Linked DNA regions of Mus musculus: region 1 is linked to region 2. A link is a contact called in ENCODE Hi-C data. All regions are on one chromosome and are shown on one strand. Each heading gives the region's core, a stretch centred on a gene start or an enhancer-like site at or near the end of the contact. The rest is flanking DNA. Distances are from core to core; before and after follow the strand shown.

What was found. Hi-C counts contacts between places; a loop is a spot of excess contacts on that map.
Region 1: a loop to region 2 is called in a map of T-helper 17 cell, with 463 times the contacts of the local background. The contact joins two enhancer-like sites. A Hi-C loop is called at or near these places in 4 of 37 maps with a recorded cell type or tissue (T-helper 17 cell, T-helper 2 cell and regulatory T cell).

Annotation. Positions count from the first base shown.
Region 1 is chr11:120,902,812-120,907,710 of GRCm38, forward strand. It overlaps Ccdc57 (coiled-coil domain containing 57), which reads right to left. Exons shown (of 19, transcript NM_027745.1): 4 at 1,173-1,274; 5 at 712-869; 6 at 505-579. Among named protein-coding and RNA genes, the nearest start is that of A430102A20Rik, 28 kb to the right of the region's middle. Within about 2 kb of position 2,764, at least 1 of the 3 ENCODE cell types and tissues checked has a DNase peak (open chromatin) inside an H3K27ac peak, as active enhancers do.
Region 2 is chr11:40,688,070-40,692,875 of GRCm38, forward strand. Mat2b (methionine adenosyltransferase II, beta) reads right to left here and starts at 4,613. Exons shown (of 7, transcript NM_134017.2): 1 at 4,409-4,613. The coding sequence starts at 4,471. Within about 2 kb of position 1,779, at least 1 of the 3 ENCODE cell types and tissues checked has a DNase peak (open chromatin) inside an H3K27ac peak, as active enhancers do.

The sequences.
Region 1 (4,899 bases), core at 1,514-4,013, about 80 Mb after region 2:
GTCTAAAACTTATACACTAGCTAGTAAGACAGCCAAGGTCTAAATGTTAACGCTTAATTTTTAAATACTTATTTACCTAGTATGGAGGCATATGTGTGGAGTCAGTTCTCTCCTTTTACCACATGGGTTCCAGGGATGGAACTCAGGTCACCAGCTATGGTGACAAGTGACTTTATCCACAAAGCCATCTCATTTACCCATAAAAGTTAAAATTTAACTAAGGTTATATTTTTAAAAGCCTGTTTTAGACACTGGAGACTAAATCCAGAGTTTTCAACATTCTTAGTTTGTGTTTTATCAATGACCTGAATTGGACTCTTGGTCCTTAAAAAGTTTAAGCTTGGAGACACCGGATGCCTAACCCTCTCTGAGGAAGGAGAGCATGGTGCCAGCCACAGCAGCGTCCCAGCTCAGGCTGCCCGCCCACCTGCCACAGGGCTCTTGTCTCCAGTAAGCAAGATCTAGACTCTTTTCCAGTGGCACCACCCAGGCAGAAATACGCACTTCCTCCTGAAAGTCTCCTCAGCTTTCTTCTTGGCCAGCTGTGCCGAGTAAAGCTTCTTCTCCAAGCCCTTTATCCTAAACAGAAACCGTATCAGTAAAGAGCAGTTACGTAAGAGATCAAAGAGTAGAACGGAAAGATGCCAGGAAGGCAACGCCACCAGATCTAGTCCTTACGGCCACAATGCCTGGAGAACAGAACCTACGCACCGAGCGTCCTTCACGGCCTCCAGATCCTGGAGTTCCCGGGCACGCTCCTGCAGCTTCCTCTCTAATTCCACGTGTTCTGCTTCTGCCTTCTGCAGACTCTCTGCTGCCCGTGCTCCAGCGTCTCTCAGAGCTTGCAGCTCTTTGTTTAGTAGTTTTATCTGAGAAAGATTGAAAAGTTCCAGGAGAGGAGATGGGTAAAAGGAACAGTGTGAAGCCTGGCGTGGTCCCAGCGCTCGGCAGGCACAGGCAGGCGGAGCTCTAAGTTCAAGGCCAGCCTGGTCTACAGAGTGAGTTCCAAGATAGACGGGACTACACAGAGAAACCCTGTCTCAACAAACAAACAAACAAACAGACAGACTGACTGACTGACTGACTGACTAACAAAGGAACAGCATGGTATTCTGCAGCACTGGGTAATTAAAGTTGCAATGGTGATTCGAAGCCCAGGGCCAGCCAGTTACCTTGAGCTCATGTGTCAGGACTACGTTGCTCATGTCGTCAGCCCTCAGCTGGAACTCATGCTCTCTTCTCTGCATTTTAGATTCAAACTCCAGCAGCAGCTCCTGGGACAAAAGAGCCAGGAGTGAAGGAGAGTGGCTGCCGCCAAGGCCTCAGCTTAGGTGTGAGACTGACACACAGTGTGAATCACGGTTTTATACTACAAACAAAGTTTTCTGTTCTACAGATAAACTGCTTACCTCTATTTCCCTACCACCACTCTTCAATATCTGTACATCTATACACGCTTTTAATCCCAGCACTCAGGAGGCAGAGGCAAGCGGATTTCTGAGTTTGAGGCCAGCCTGGTCTACAGAGTGAGTTCTAGGACAGCCAAGGCTACACAGAGAAACCCTGTCTCGAAAAACAAACAAAACCAACCAACCAACCAACGACAGAACAACAAAAATTCTCAGGTAAAATGGGGTCATAGATGAAACCATTTTAAGAAGCCTCTCTCTGAGGGATGACTGTAACTCTTGCAGTTCGGTGAGCACCCAGGTTGCAGCCATTGCTGTCAGGCTAGCATATATTCCCTTCTGCAAACTTCCTTCTCATTTCTGACATGATGAGGTCTGCCACGGGGTCCTCGGTTGATACGAGAGTTTGGATCCTCCAGTTACTAGCAAGCCAAAAAACCTAATTTCTATATTTCTGGGGCCAGGTACTTAATCTCATTTTTGATCAGCACAGAGCCAGAGCCCCTGGAAGGACTGAGTGCTCAGGCACATATGCCAGCCCTAGTCCTGGGCCCTGCCCTGCCCTGCCCTCCACCAGACTCCAGCCCTGAAGGACAGACTGAGGGAGGACAGATGCAGCTCTGAGGGAGTTGTCCCCACCCTTACCCCATGAAGCACCATCCAGCCCTGGTAGACAGGTGCACTGTGTGAGTTCTGCAGCAACAGGTCTCACTTTCTGGCTCAGGAAACTGCAGAAAGCACAACTAGAAGTTATATTTCACTTTTTCAATCCCTTGAAAGGTAAATGTGAAATATATAGTCACGTGAGTGACCCTTATTGGAATTAGAATATTAAAATCATTACTATAATTATAAAATCATGGCTGAATGCTTGCCTGTTATGTGTGGTGCCTTGGGTTCTATTCCAAGCATAGGGACAAATGAAAGACAAAAGGAAGGAAAGAAGAAAGAAAGGAAGGAAGGGAGGGAGGGAGGGAGGGAGGGAGGGAGGGAGGGAAAAAGGAAAGGAAAGGAGAAGAGAGGAGAAGGGAGGGGAGAGGGGAAGGGAGGGGAGAGGAGAGGAGGGGAGGGGAGAGGAGAGAAGGATGGTGAGTTAGTAGAACCTACCTGTAAACAGAGAACCTGGGAGGCAAAGATAGAGAAGATCCCCTCAAGTTCTGGGCAGCCTTGGCTACATGTTAGGAATCTGTCTCAAAGGACAAAACCAAAGCAACCAACTAACCAAACAGCAACAAATCCACAGAATTTGAAACAGTTTTTTCTGAACAAAATCCACAGAGGAAGTTCTGCAGGTTGTGGCCACCAGAGAGCAGAGTTCCATGCTAAGTCAAGCCTGTGCTGCCACCTTCTGGTCTTGCTGGACAGTGTGACAGGCAGCCATGACCTGTCTCCACTGTGCTCTTGTCAATGTTCTGGGGACCGTGTCTCTGGATAAACCATGGGACCTCACACAACAGTCTGTCACTCTGTCTCCTTGCACACATTCTTTGTCTCAACAACTGGCAGTCATCCTCTGTGGCACCTGCCTCTTCCATCAGGCCCATCAGAGCTCAGGGTCAGATGTCCCCACTGGCTCCCCTTCTGGGCATGCTCATATCTGCAGGGGCCTACTACCCCATCAGCCTGCTGGCTACTTCTCCCATGCCTGGCCCAGTAAGTCCGCAATCATGTATGTCACTGCTCTACACAAACACTCAACAGTTTCCCATGGTGCCAAAGTCTTTAAAGGCTCTGAAGGCCGAGCTCCACTTTGGACATTCGTCCTCTGAACTTGAACTCTATCTTCTAGGTATCTCCGAGCACATGGGCAGGTTCTTGTCTTCCTCCTCCTGAACTCTCTTCTGCACCCTCACCAACGTCTGTGGCTCCTCTTGCCCACTCACTGTACTTGACTCCTGACCCTCCCGTCTCATCACATCTATAGGCAGTTAACTGTCTCAAGGTGTTCTTCCCTCTATAAGGGCAAGCATGGCAGGTATGACTGACAGGCATGACAGGTATGACAGGAATGACAGGGATCCGTGCGCAATCCCAAGCCTGAAGAGCTACCAGCATGCAGCATGCATTCAGAAACATTTCTGAAATGAGTGGGTAAATTTCCTCCAATGTCTTGTGAGCCTGTGACTATCCAATAAGAAAAAGGATTTTCTCTGGTTCACAGTACGTGATAACTGACCAGTCAGTTACTAGTTATAAACTTGCCTCAACTTATAAGAGAAAAATCATTATTTCATTGAATTGGTTCTATTTACAAGGGTGACCAACATGTGAGATTCTGGCCCAACAACAGAAAAGAGCAATTGAGCAAAAGAGTTGTTGGTCTTTAAGATTCTGTGTTAACACAACTCTCTGCTCACAACTACCCAGAAGGCCAAGACTGTTCCAGGCCAGATCAGGCTGCTATAGGCAGACTGCCCCGGGCTGCAGAAGGCTGCCTCAGGCTGGCTATTCCAACCCACCAGGGGCAGACCTTTCCCTAGCCTCCTGCGGCAGAGCTGGCACAGTAGCATGTAAGGCTTGGTGCTTCCAGAGATAGGGCTAGGGACACCTGAGTGTGCTCCACTGAGTCTGCACAAACTAATCACTCAGCCGCCTTTCCCAGCTAGAGACTCTCTTGAAGCTCCCTTGGTGACTTTGGTACCACTGCGAGAGTGTCATTTCTTAGACACAACAGTTGCTGAGTTGTTTTTGGTGGTTGTGTTGCTGCTAACTTTTTAGACAGGTTCTCATTTTGTAGGCCAAGTTGGCCTTAAACTCACAGTGATTCCCCTGCCTCAGCCTCCCAAGTATTTATTAAGATTTCTTGCTACTTTGAACCACCACATCTGGTACAATTAATCTTTTCTTGACTACATTATTTCCAGGCTTTGGCTCAATGTGCAAGACTCTTGGCTGTTTCCGAAGTCAAACTGGTCATTCCCACTCCACTCCGCATTCTCTTAAAGGCACGATCGACCGCTCATCAGACCCAGATAGATGCCCTGACAGGGAAAGCTAGGTGGGAACGGCAGGAGGTGATAGAGACCTCAGGCGATGGGTAGGGTGAGCAGGAAAAAAGAGTTCTTGGGAGGCAGGCTTCTCCTCCCACCCCCCAGACAGGGTTTCTCTGTGTAGCCCTGGCTGTCCTGGAACTCACTTTGTAGACCAGGCTGGCCTCGAATTCAGAAATCCGTCTGCCTCTGCCTCCTGAGTGCTGGGATTAAAGGCATCTAAAGTCATCTAGAAGCTCGTTTAATTAGGGGAAACAAAGGTTATTTAGGCCTTTGGGGGGTGAGTAGGGGCTGGGGGATGAACTGGGCCAGGGTACTGGAAATGCCTTATTTGCAAAAGGAGGAGTTCCAGGTGATGACCTTATAAGGAGAGAGGAAGTTTAACCTGTGTCTTGGCCACCAGGCTATGTGACTACCTCAAAGGTCACAGGGATCAAAGCATGGGTCTATGTGTGCTGGGACTTGCGGACCCACGGCAGGTTTATAAGAGGTTCTGTCTT
Region 2 (4,806 bases), core at 529-3,028:
CTGGAGTTACAGTGAGCCTGGGTCCTCTGCAAATCCACACAGAACTCTTAACCACAGCCATCTTTCCAGTCCCCACTGACAATCAGCCTCCTCGAGACAAGGAAGACTTGTTTATGAGCACACCGTTTTTGTAGAAGACAAACATTGGATGGCTTACAATTATCCATTACTGCAGATCTGATTGCCCTCTTCTGGTCATACGTGTGTGTGTGTGTGTGTGTGTGTGTGTGTGTGTGAGAGAGAGAGGGGGGGGGAGGGAGGGAGGGAGAGGGAGAGAGGGAGAGAGGGAGAGAGAGAGAGAGAGAGAGAGAGAGAGAGAATGAATGGGTAGAAGAGATGGCAGACCTGGGTTTGATTCCCAGCATTCAAATGGCAGCTAACATCTGTCCTTAGCTCCCGTTTCAGAGGATCTGATGCCCTCTTCTGGCTTCTGTGGGTACCAGGCGTGCACATGGTTATGGTACACATACATACACTCATGTACATAAAGTAAGTTTACTTTTTTTAGATGAGTAAGAATAAAGTTTTAGTAATCAAGAAAAAGAACCTGAGATCACTAACAACTTCCCCATTTGATTTAGATTTCATATTAACAATGGAAGTTACTTTCTTTATGATGGATGAAGTGATCATATCACCCCATAATTAGTCAACAGGCGTTTCACATCTTCTAAGATATTCTGAAAATGCACAAGGCTCAGATGAGTCACATTTTGACAGGACTGAAAATCGGTCAGGGCTGGAGAAATGGCTCAGCTGCTAAGAGCACTGACTACTCTTCCAAAGGTCCTGAGTTCAATTCCCAGCAAACACATGGTGGCTCACAACCATCTGTAATGGGTTCTGACACCCTCTTCTGGTTTGTCTGAAGTCAGCTATAATTGTACTCATACATAAAATAAATAAATAAATCTTTAAAAAAAAGAAAATTGGTCGACATTTCATAGGAGTTTATTTGGAATAAAGTCAACTAATATGTCCCTCGGTCAGCACTAAATTTACTTACACAAAATACTTATGACTAACAGATACAGATAGAAAAAAAAACTGAAAAAACATTTGTGTTCACAGTAAAAATTTAAAATTACTGCTTAAAGAATATTTTGATTTTTGTATACTCAAGGCAAAGTTCCAAAAATTGAGTAACACTTTCCTGCCAAATTCTTAAGTAAAGCCAACTTTTCCTTTTTAAAAATAATGTTTTCAGCCAGCAGAGAGTCACACACCTGTAGCCAAAGCATGAGCTCTGGGGCTCAAACTTTCATTAGATTTTATCACAAGGTCCTATTTCTGTTAAAGTCACATAATTCTGAGTTGGAAAAAAAAAGTGTGCACACACACATATATACAGGCAATATCCAAAGACATTTTCGGGTAAATGATTTAGTAAACATACATACTTTAATTAAGGACCCCCAAATCAGCTGTTTCTAGCATTTAACAAAAGCTGAAATCCAAAGGGCAGGGATGGGGGAGGGCAGCATAGAAAAAAAAATCTATTAAGGATTTTAATTCAATGAATTTCAAAACATTTTTAAAAAAACATTAATGAGACTTCATGTGGTGTCCTTTATAACACTTGGCTCTAAGCCAGGCAATTTATGAAAATGAAGACTTGATCCGGCAAAATGTTTTCTTCGAACTTTGGCAAGAAAATAACTCTCCAAAGGCTTAACTCTAAACCAGGTGCAGTGATGACCTCAGTGAACAGGAGGGTGCCAGCAGCCTGAGCATAGCCTGCTCTACGGAGGGGATTCCAGGCCAGTGCGGCCCACTAGGCAAGACCCTGTCTCAAAAACTATACTTGTACACGTACACACACACACACACACACACACACCACACACACAGCTGAAATAAACGGGGTCAAAGCATGCTAAGTCTAGTATAGATTCACAACACTGTACATGTAACAAATACCATGAAGAGGTCTGGGAAAACACCATAAAGGAAAACAGATGGGGCTGGAGAGCGTGGTTTGAGTCCCAACACCTACACGGCAGGTATCAACAATATGTGTGACTCCAGTTCCTTGGGGAGCCAACATCCTCTGTGGACCTCAAAGGGTACTGCATGCATGTGGTGAACAAACATACAGGCCAAACACCCACACACATAACATTTAAAAACCTAAAAAAAAAAAAAAAAAAAAAAAAGTTGCTCTTGCAGAGGACTGGCATTGGGTCCTCAGAGTCCATCCTGGGCAGCTCACACCTCCCTGTAACTCCAGCTCTACTGGAATGGACACCTTCTATTGGCCCTAGTAGGTATCAGACACATGGTACACGGCTATACACTTAGCAATCATGCATAATTGAAAAAAAAAATCATCTGATGCAGGAGGGTCTCAATGAATTCAAGACCAGCCCTGATCTGTCTGGGAAAACAAATACAAAACAACCAGAAAGTTTCACATTCACTTTCAACACTTTCAAGTTTTCACATTCACTCTCTACCTCTCTAACATCCTTGGACACCCTTGGGATTTAAGAAACAAGATATCTAGATTGCTTAATAGGAATGGAATTCAGAGGGGAACAGCTCAACTCCCTGTACGTACACACAGGCAGTGTTCTTAACAGGAATTGGTATCAGGCTGCCTCACTAACATTAACTATGCCAAGTCTCAGCTGGCAACAAGAGTGAATGTCAGTTGCACAGGTTGAGAGAGCAACACCAGCATGCAGATTCCAGCTGTCTGCACCTTCTGCCTGTTATCTGCTTTTATGAAACAGGGTCTCACTATGTAACCTTGGCTTGCCTGATAATCATTCCTGCCTCAGCTTTTAGAGTGATGGGACTGAAGTATAAGCCGCCACGCTCAGCTACTGTACCATTTTTTTTTTTAATGAAAAAGGTTGCTGGGTGTGGTGGCATCATCAATCCCAGCCCACTGGAGGTGGAGCCACGCAGATCTCCGGGGATTTGAGGACAGCCATGAATACACAGTGAGACTGTTTAAAACAAACAAACAAATGCAACAACAGAAAGAAAAAACAAACAAACAAACAAAAAACCACCCTAAAAAGCAATCACATCTCCTCACCACTACAAACTTCCTGAGTACTGAGATTACAGACATGAGTTAGCACACTCAGTTTACCACTCTCTACTTTTCTTTTACTGAACTGGGGAAATGCATTAAGCCTACACGAATACATGCTCATACGCACACACCTTTGGTCACATGCCGTCACCAGTCTGGAACTGCAAATACATTCGAACTTTGGCTAAGGCCCAGCCATTTGGAGATAATATTGAATGTGCATCACGCAAATGTAAAAATTTCCCATTATCAACTGGTTGTGGTGGCTCAGATCTTCAATCCCAGCACTCCTCGAGGCAGAAGCATCTGAGTCCAAGGCCAGCCTGGACAACACATACTGAGTTCTAGTTTGGGTTTCTATTGCTGTGTGAAAACATCAAAGCATTGTTTGGCAGGAGGTACTTAGCTTACCATTTCCACATCACTGTTCGCCCCTGAAGGAAGTTAGGACAAGACCCTGGAGGCAGGAGCTCACACAGGCCTTGTGAAAACTGCTTAATTCCTCAGCCAGCTTTCCTAAACAACTCAGGACTATAACAGCCCAGGGGCTCCGTCCTCCCAAGTCAATCGCCAATTAAGAAAAGGCGCTACAGGTTCACCTAATAATAGCCTAATCTTATGGCGGTATACTCTTAACAAGAATCCCTCATCTCAATAGGGACTCCCTTATCTCTAGTAACTCTAGCAAGCACAGGACCCTCCCCCAAATTAAAAGTTTGCATTAAAAAAAAAAAAAAAACTGGCCACATCCTAGGCGTTTTTATATCAGCAAGACACATTAGTTCATCGACTGTGCTGGATACATTCTGTAGGTCAGTAAGTACTTAACGGGCTTGAAACACGGGACCGTGGACCAGACTTGGAAACATGCTGGGGGAAGTTTACCAGACATGCAATTTCTTTCAGCAGTCTTCCACCACGCAAAATACAGCGGTTCAGAAAACGTAGAAGCTAAAAGCCCAACACTGGAATTCCTGCTCAAACCTTCCTGAATAAACTCGAGGCGGTGCCCGTCTGCCTACCAGGGAGCCTGAGCGTTCACAGCACCGCACAGTCGGAAATCCTGACAGCCTTAAAAGTGCCTCAAGGAACCCGCCCCGTGCAAACTATGAATTCACCAAGTTGACCCCGCCGACACCGCCATTTATGGAAAGTCACTCTCCCCCTGTCCTTAAAGATCCAGGAACACAAAACAAAGATGATGACTACTGAAACGGGAGCCAGCCCGCGGGAGGCGGCGGGAGGCACCGGGAGTCTCCACCTCCGCGCTCCCCGGGCTGCAGCGGGCGTGAGCGCAGCCCTACAGGGAGAGAGGTAAACAAACTCAAAGGCGCCACCCCGGCTCCATGCCCCGAAGCTCACCTCCACCAGCTGGCAGCAGCCGGGGACGAAGTGGATGGAGAGCTCCTTCTCCCGGCCCACCATGCCCGCAGTCTTTGCGCCGCTTCAGTCGCGACCGCAAGCTCCACTAGCGCAGCACTGCCAGGGGCCGCAGCGCCCGCGCCCTTGGCCCTCCTCCCCTAGGCCCAGGCCGACCCCGGCTGCCGCTTCCGGCTTCCGCCGCCCTGGCCGCGCCTGTTGATTGGCCGCCTCTCGCCACGCGTTCAAAAAGGGGCGGAACCTCAAGGGACGCTGTCAGCCCATGTGCCAGTTCTTAAGGAGATAGAGCGTTAGAACGCAGGCACTGGTGCCAAGCGATGGATGCAGGCTTCCTTGGGTTTAAGAGTGTTGGCTTTTTTGTTTGTTTTTTTAAAATCTCT